Linked DNA regions of Mus musculus: regions 2 and 3 are each linked to region 1. Evidence: chromatin loops called from intact Hi-C (ENCODE). Cell type or tissue: heart. All regions are shown on one strand.

Region 1 (2,500 bases):
TTGCTCTAGAGGTCTATACATAGACAAAATGGCTTGATAGAAATGTGGCTTTCTAACTGGGAACAAATGGCAAGAGAAAACATTCTATTTCATTCAGAGCACTAGATGGAACTCTGTCTTGTTTATATCATTTTTTTCTCTTGGGGGCAAAAAGTGCATTCATTCACTACTACCTGTGGAACACAGAGAGGTTGATTCCCACTAGCTGTTGGGTGTATTTCCTCTGCTTTCTGGTTTCTTTTGTTTATTGTTTACCAGGCTCTGTGAGGTCTGTCTTTTGCGTCCTTTGTTCTTCTGCTATTGTGTGAAGCTGTCCACACTATTTGCCCTTTGCTCCTGGCTGCCTCTAAATAGCCAGATGCAAGGGAAACAGAAAAGCTACCTTTCCCATCAGCGTCATTCATATTATTCAAATATTGAATCTTTAATATGAGAAGAAGGTACGAGATTCCTTTTTGTTTCATGGAAGTCACAATCATATTTTGAAAAGACTTATGGGAAACTGGAGATAACTTTAGTGTAAATAACGAGGGAAACATCTTTAGTTTATCTCAGGTTGCTGAATCTTGGAACAAGTTTGGCCGCCTCTTCCTTGCCTCAGGAGTGCGACTTCCATTTATTTAAATGTCATTAGCTGTACACTATGTAAAGTAGAAAAAATGGCTCTGAAAGTATGTGTTGATAATATCTAGATGGAAATGCAAATGGATCACTTGGTTTGTTAGATTTATAGGTTTTGGTTCTGGTCCCAAGGGAGAATTCAATAAACTTAAACATTAAAATCAAATGCGTTGGCCATTCCATTTCAAAACTGAAGCATAACTAGCTTCTGTGTGTCCTCTGTCAATCAGCTATCATCCACCTGTCTTTCAGGTATCATCTGTCAATCACCTACTATGCATCCTCATCCAACATTTGTATCTTTTTAAAATTACAATTCTTGGAAACAGCTGAGAACAAATATTCTTGAATTTAAACTGATAGTGAAATACTACAGTGAGACTTAAAAAATTTAGATACACCCGGTGTTACAAAGTACTCAGCCAGGGTGATGCTTATTCTATGTGAATCAGTGCATAGGTAAGGGCTGCTACTTTGCTCTGATGTCCTCATTTATCACACTAATTGACATTTCAAGCTTTGACAGAGGTTGTCTGCCTGTGAAATAACATTGTTTGCTGTTTTTTTCTATAAACCGAACCTGTTTCGTAGTAGACGAAAACTCAAAATCAATGTGTTCCTTGTCAAACGCGGGAGGGTCAGTGGTGTGGTTGTTTTGTTCCCAAGCAGTTATGTAACCGCGGGGACTTGTTTCTTTGCTTTCAGACTTGGTGCAAAACACATTAAAGCTAAACAGTGGGCGGGATTCCCAAGAGCAGCCCTCACAAGTGTCCTTCTAGGTTTGGGAACCTCGGATTAGTTCCATCCTGTGTGTGTGTGTGTGTGTGTGTGTGTGTGTGTGTTTAGTTAGCTGGCAGGATACACTTCCCCAGGGTTGTGTTTCCTTTTTCCTGAGATTTGGCTAAGGGTAAAGGGTCGGAGTCACATGGATTGAAAGCATTTGATTGATGTCCAAGTCACCGCTGTGGCTGGAGCCGCCTCCCCTCGGGCTGGAGCCGCGTGAGGCCGGAGCAGCGGGCCGGGCTGGGTTCCCGCTCTCCGGGGACTGTCCCGTTCTGAGTCCAGCGCGTCCCGCGCGTCCCGCGCTCGCACCGCAGCCCGAGCACAGTCCTCTGCCCACACCCCGGCCTCCGGCCAGCATGTGAAGCTACGCGTTCCGGCTGGGACTCGGCAGAGGCGGCAACTTTGCTGGCGGCAGTGGCGGCAGTGGCGGCAGCAGGCGCGGGGCAGCGCACTTGCCCCCAGCTCCGCGCCCCGCCGGCCACCATGAGCGACGAAAGCGCCAGGGAAGTAGACAAGCAGCTTCGCCTGCGCGTGTGCGTGCTCAGCGAGCTGCAGAAGACCGAGCGCGACTACGTGGGCACGCTGGAGTTCCTGGTGTCGGTGAGTAGCCGGCCCCGCGCACGGCACCAAGTCTGGAGCATTGTCTGCGCCAGCACCCGGCATCCGTAAAGGTGACGCGGGGACCGCGGGGACTCGGGGGACAGACCTGTAGATGAACGGGTGCAGAGTGGCCAAGGCCTTGAAGAACTCGCGTGGGAGAAGTTAACCAGTGGCCATTCTGCCTGTTCCATCTGCGCTTAATTTTCTTTATCCATCTCCCAGGGCAAATTTCATTGTGTCATTTTCCTTATCCTCTTTCTTTCGGCTCATATTTTGTTTTGATTTTGTGTCTCAATTTGCTACCTTCAGGTACATGCAGTGTTTTAAAAGTCCTTGAATGTTGTGTAGCCGGAGTCGGTTATTAGATCAACAGCAGTGAAGTCCCTTTAGGTATAATCATTGAAACGTTGGATTCTGAGGGTGGAGGCGAAGGAGCAAGAGCAGCGGGGTCACCATCCCTGGCAGCTGTTGCATATTAAAGCCACATGTGTGCGCC
Region 2 (2,500 bases), 110 kb before region 1:
GGCCAACAGAAATTTATTTAACTGGTACTTATTGAAAACTAGGTATGTACTAAACATTGTACCAATCCTTGGAAATTCAGTACTGAAAAGCCAGGTGTGAACTCTGCTCTCATGGAGCTCAAATGATACCATCAACTCAGTTTTCCAGGCTTTTAGAGCAGTGCAGATTAGGTTAGGGACTAAAACAAAATCCTTGAGTCTTTCTTCAAGTTTTCTAACTGAAGTGTAGAAGAAGGCCTGGAAGCTCAGTGGTTTACAAGCACTGGCTGCTGGAAGAGGACCTAAGTTTGATTCCCACCACCCAGACAGCAGTTTACCACTGTCTATAATTCCAAGCTTGAGGGATCTTTTCTCTTAATAAGCGTTACACACAAATGATACACAGACATCTGTTCAGGCAAAATACTATACACATAAAATAAATTTAAAATAAAGTATAAATGAAAGACTATGTATAAATTAGCCACTAAAACATTAAAGTGGCAATTTAACTTCTATTATAAGCAAACTGTGAGCCAGACTGATGTCATAATGATAGTTTTAATAATTTATAATTCATAGCCTGATTCCCTTTATGGTTTCTCCCATGCTTTCTCTCCCCAATTTCTTCATTTTCTTTACCAAACCACTACAAAAAAACAAAACAAAACAAAAAACCAAAAAACAACAACAACAAAAAACATGCAGCCAAAGAAATGACTCAGTGGCTAAGAGTACTGGTTTTTCTTTCTGAGAACCAGGTTCTATTCACAGCATCTGCATGGTGCTCACAACTGTCTGTATCTCCAATTCCAGGAGATCCAACATCCACTTCTGGTCTCTGTAGACACCTGGTAAGCACGTGGTGTATAGACATCCATATAAAAGAACATATATACACATATTTTAATGTTTTAAATGAGTAAATAAAACCAAAAAACAAGCAAAATCAAAAAGTAAAAAGTACCAGCACTTGGGAGGCAGAGGCAGGCCTGGTTTACAAAGTGAGTTCCAGGACAGCCAGGGCTATACAGAGAAACCCGGTCTCAAAAAACCAAAAAAAAAAAAAAAAAAAAAAAAAAAAACAACCAAACAAAAACAAAAAACAACTCTCAGCAAAGTTCTAGTAACCAATTTCAACCACTGGGTTAATATTAATTTTTGATAAGCCCAATGATACATAATGAAACTGAAAAGGTCAGTTTAGGAAGTTTGGAAGGACACGAAAACACTTGCCTCTCTAGAAGGGAGAGGGTAATTAACATTCCTCAGACCACAGGGAAGAAAGCGACCTGCGGGTGGGGACATATCCCGCAGGACTGATTGTTGCCTACTGTCAGACAAGGGAAATGCTTGTCACCTCATTCCCTAAAGACCAATCAGTTTAAAGGGGGCAGTGTTCCACCAATCAAGTTGTGCCCAGTTGCCGATGCTCTATCCTGCTCCTGGAAACCATATAAAAACTAACTGAAAGGATGGTGGTGGTGGCTACCTTTCCTTCAGATCTGAGATGACCCCAGTGCACTGGAACAATAAATTTCTCTTGCATTTTGCATCGATACCGATTCCGGCTCCAAGTGGTTACTCAGGTGGTCCTGGGTAAGCTAAGGCTCCCCGGAGTCTTACAAAACTGAGTGATTTGCATCATGAAAGACTACCAGAGTCTGCGGCAAGAGAGACTATGCTGCTTTCAGCTCTGACTCACTTCCTCTTGCAGCAGATTCATCACAGCTCACAAAGCCCTTGCTTGCAACCCACTACAGCCATCACAGACTCCAGCTAACAGCTGCTTCCTTAGGTCGCTGAGCACTGGGGTGGGCACCAAGCTCTCTGAGAGCATGGCAAATATAACCTCACATCTACTCTAAAGCACTGGCGATTGCCTTGATTCCTGGGATTTGGGAGATAAACATATAAATTATCATTTATATGATATATAAATTATGTGATGCTTTACAGAATATATATATATATATATATATATATATATATATATATATATATATACCATATTATATATTATATGCATATGCATGTGTGTGACATATGCTTGTGTTTGACATATGTTCATGGGACATGAAAGCATACATAAGAGGCTGGACAAAAGAAGTAGACTAGAAGGAGAAAGAGGAAGAAATGAGGAAAGCAGAGGAAGAGGAGACATGAGCAGGTGAATATAAAAAATATCTTATACTTTAAGGAAACTATATTAATAAAGTTGATCACTATTATGAATGAAAGATTTCTCCTTTATACATTTTTATTCTTTGTAGATAATATCACAAGACTCTGGTGAGGTATTTTGAACTCATCCATGTACACAAAAACGCTATCTGCTGGTTTACCTTGCTTTGTGAAGGCAGAACATCTTCTCTTGTAGGTCTTTGAGCTGTAGTGTGCCCTCTCAGACAGTGTCCACTCATAGGGGATATAGACGTCATTTGGGGTGGAACTCTTGAGGTCTTTTCAAGCTCAGTCTGTTGTGTAAGATTACTAAATACTTCAGAGGGTCTTTGATAGA
Region 3 (2,500 bases), 54 kb after region 1:
ATTAGTAACATTTTGCTGCCTCCTATTTTATTTGTGAGACATGTAGATGAATTTCTGGTATTTCATATTTTATTTTCCCATTGTTGAAACATTAGGATAGCTGATGATTATTGTCCCTAATTTTCAGTTTTTATTTAGCCTCTTTCTCATATTTTTAAGATATCCCATTCCAGGTTGTTTAAATGGTGTTACAAGATGAATTATGGAGAAAGATTATGAGCATCTTGGAAAAGTTTTTCAAGTTGTACCTATTTATGTGCACACATAATATCTGTTTCTCTTAGCTGGTTATTGATGCTGCAGATCACAGTGTAGAGTGTCGCTGTGGCAGACAGCCAGACCTCTTCTCTCTGCATGTCCCAGACTGGTCTGAAACAAACCTTTCTGTCTTCACCTCTCAGTGCTGGCATTGCAGGTAGTTGTCATGGTGACTGGATTAATTCTGTTTTGCCCTTTTCCTTTCACTCCTCCTCCTCCTCTCCCTCTTCACCTTTACGTTTGCTAGTTTATTTTGTTTTCTTTTGTTTGACACATGGTCTCACGTAACCCAGGCTGGCCTTTGCCTCCCTCTGTAGCCAGGGATAAGCTTGAACTCCTGATTTTTCCACTCTCAAATGCTGGGATTATGGGGCTGTGTAGACATCTGTACACGTCTTCTTGAAGGTGTTCCTCAAGACACTGCTATTAGTAACAAAAATAATGAAAATCATACTTGGTAAGTGCATTTGGTGATGAAAATTAAAATACAAAAATAACAGAACATATATAGTGATGTCATAGATATGATTCTCTCTCTCTCTCTCTCATGCACACACACACATACACACACATACACACACACACATGCACACTTTTTTCCCTATAGAAATCCCAAAGTTACAAAGACTGTTATAAGTTTTATTTCACAAATATGAAATTCTGTCTCAAGTGTCAAGTTGCTTATCTGGTAATTGGGAGAGTTTGATTTGAAGCCAGTGGCAGCCTGTTCCAACACCTGGCATTTCCCCACTGATTGGAAATGCTTCCTTTCAGATACTGAATCCTTTAGTTGTTGGACTGTTTCCTGGTAATCTCTGTACTGTGAATGTTTACCTGTAAACTGGCCTAACCTTAGCCAGTTTGGTTATGATACTTCACTTGCTTTCGGGAGAGACAAAGAACAGAATTTGAAAGGAAAGGAGATACTATGATAAAGTATGATAGGGAGGAGCTGTTTAGTGACTGAAGATGGTGAAGACAATGTTGGGTTCTAAGAAAAGTGGAGAAGGGGACATGTTAAGTCTGAAGGAGCAGTGGATAACAATCTGTACTATAAAGTTTCCAGGGTGTAGGTGCCTCTTTGTTGTAGTTAGCCTTAAGGGAAGGGTTAAGTTAGCCCCTATATTTCTCGGGTACATAAATCTCAAGATGAAAAGAAGTCTTTCTATTAATTGAACAAAATGTCTCCCATAAAGATAACTTATCCTCCTGTCTCTCATAAGATTAGGCACTAAGTTAGATCATAGGTAGAAAAGAGAGGCCATGGGTGCCAGGGAGGTGGGGCTTCTGCTTAGATCCTGACTCTTTTCATTGGGTTGTTTCTGCCCCCCACTGCTAACATTTCCTTTTCATGGGAACTGGATTCTTGAATAATGACTTGAACAGAAATAGTGTTCTGCACTTTAAATTTGGGAAATGACCAGTTTCCTGTGCCGGAAAAAAAGCTGCACTTGAAAATATTATCTATATTGTGTTTCCCCCTTGGCCTTTTCTTTCATTGTGCTGTGCTATTTAAGTTATCTGCTATCGATGTAAATTCCCAACCAGTACAATGTGAAGTATTATATCAAAGGCACAATAGTCTGTCTTCACCGCAGCATAAATATTTGTACAGTATTAAAAATAAAGCAGTTTAGACAATGCCTAATTAAGGATAAGTCATGAAGACAGTCACATGAGATTATGAGCTGGTTTTAGAAATTCATTTCTGGGGCTGAAGAGAGGGCTCCATAGCTAAGAGTGACTTCTGCTTTTGCAGAGCATCTGAGAGTTTGGTTTCCAGCAGTTATGCCAGGTGTCTCGCAGTTGTCTTTAAGTACAGCTTCAGGAGATCTGATGCTATGTTGTGCATCCACAGACACTTATACAAATGATAACATCCCTCCTTCAACACAGATATGTTTTGTGTGTATGGGTGTTTTGCTTCATGTGTATTGGTGTACCATGCCTACAGATGTCAGAAGAAAGTGTCAGCTACTGATGGCACATTAGAACCATCCTATTCTTTTTTTTCTCCTATCTTTTTGGATTTTTTTTTTTGTTGTTGATGTTGTTGTTAATGCCATCAAAATTATATTATTTTTATGTCATTAAGCTCCTTTACAAACAAACAAACAAACAAACAAACAAAACCCAAACTCAAATCCAAAACATTCATCATACCCAAGAGAGTCTAATGTGATTTTATATTGTAAACCAGTCTGATAAATTATAATTATTATTATTGTTTGAGAGTTCATTA

Evidence for each region. A loop is a pair of places that touch in the nucleus more often than their neighbours do. Peaks named below come from ENCODE experiments on the same cell type or tissue, not always from the same donor. Only the 100,000 strongest peaks of a DNase experiment are listed, where the experiment ranks them.
Region 2: it touches region 1 in a loop (2.3-fold over the local background); 5 of 42 quality-filtered maps call a loop at or near these places.
Region 3: a loop joins it to region 1, with 4 times the contacts of the local background. A loop is called at or near these places in 7 of 42 quality-filtered maps.

What each region holds. Positions count from the first base shown.
Region 1 is chr1:10,991,906-10,994,405 of GRCm38, forward strand. It overlaps Prex2 (phosphatidylinositol-3,4,5-trisphosphate-dependent Rac exchange factor 2), which reads left to right and starts at 1,560. Exons shown (of 40, transcript NM_029525.1): 1 at 1,560-2,004. The coding sequence starts at 1,888. In heart, no CTCF peak of the experiment used is centred here; a DNase peak (open chromatin) is centred at 1,456; H3K4me3 peaks cover 1,259 bases; H3K27ac peaks cover 1,124 bases.
Region 2 is chr1:10,878,825-10,881,324 of GRCm38, forward strand. No RefSeq gene overlaps it. Among named protein-coding and RNA genes, the nearest start is that of Prex2, 110 kb to the right of the region's middle. In heart, a CTCF peak has its summit at 1,278; no DNase peak of the experiment used is centred here.
Region 3 is chr1:11,045,498-11,047,997 of GRCm38, forward strand. The region is part of intron 1 of Prex2 (phosphatidylinositol-3,4,5-trisphosphate-dependent Rac exchange factor 2); the gene reads left to right. Among named protein-coding and RNA genes, the nearest start is that of Prex2, 53 kb to the left of the region's middle. In heart, no CTCF peak of the experiment used is centred here; a DNase peak (open chromatin) is centred at 1,544.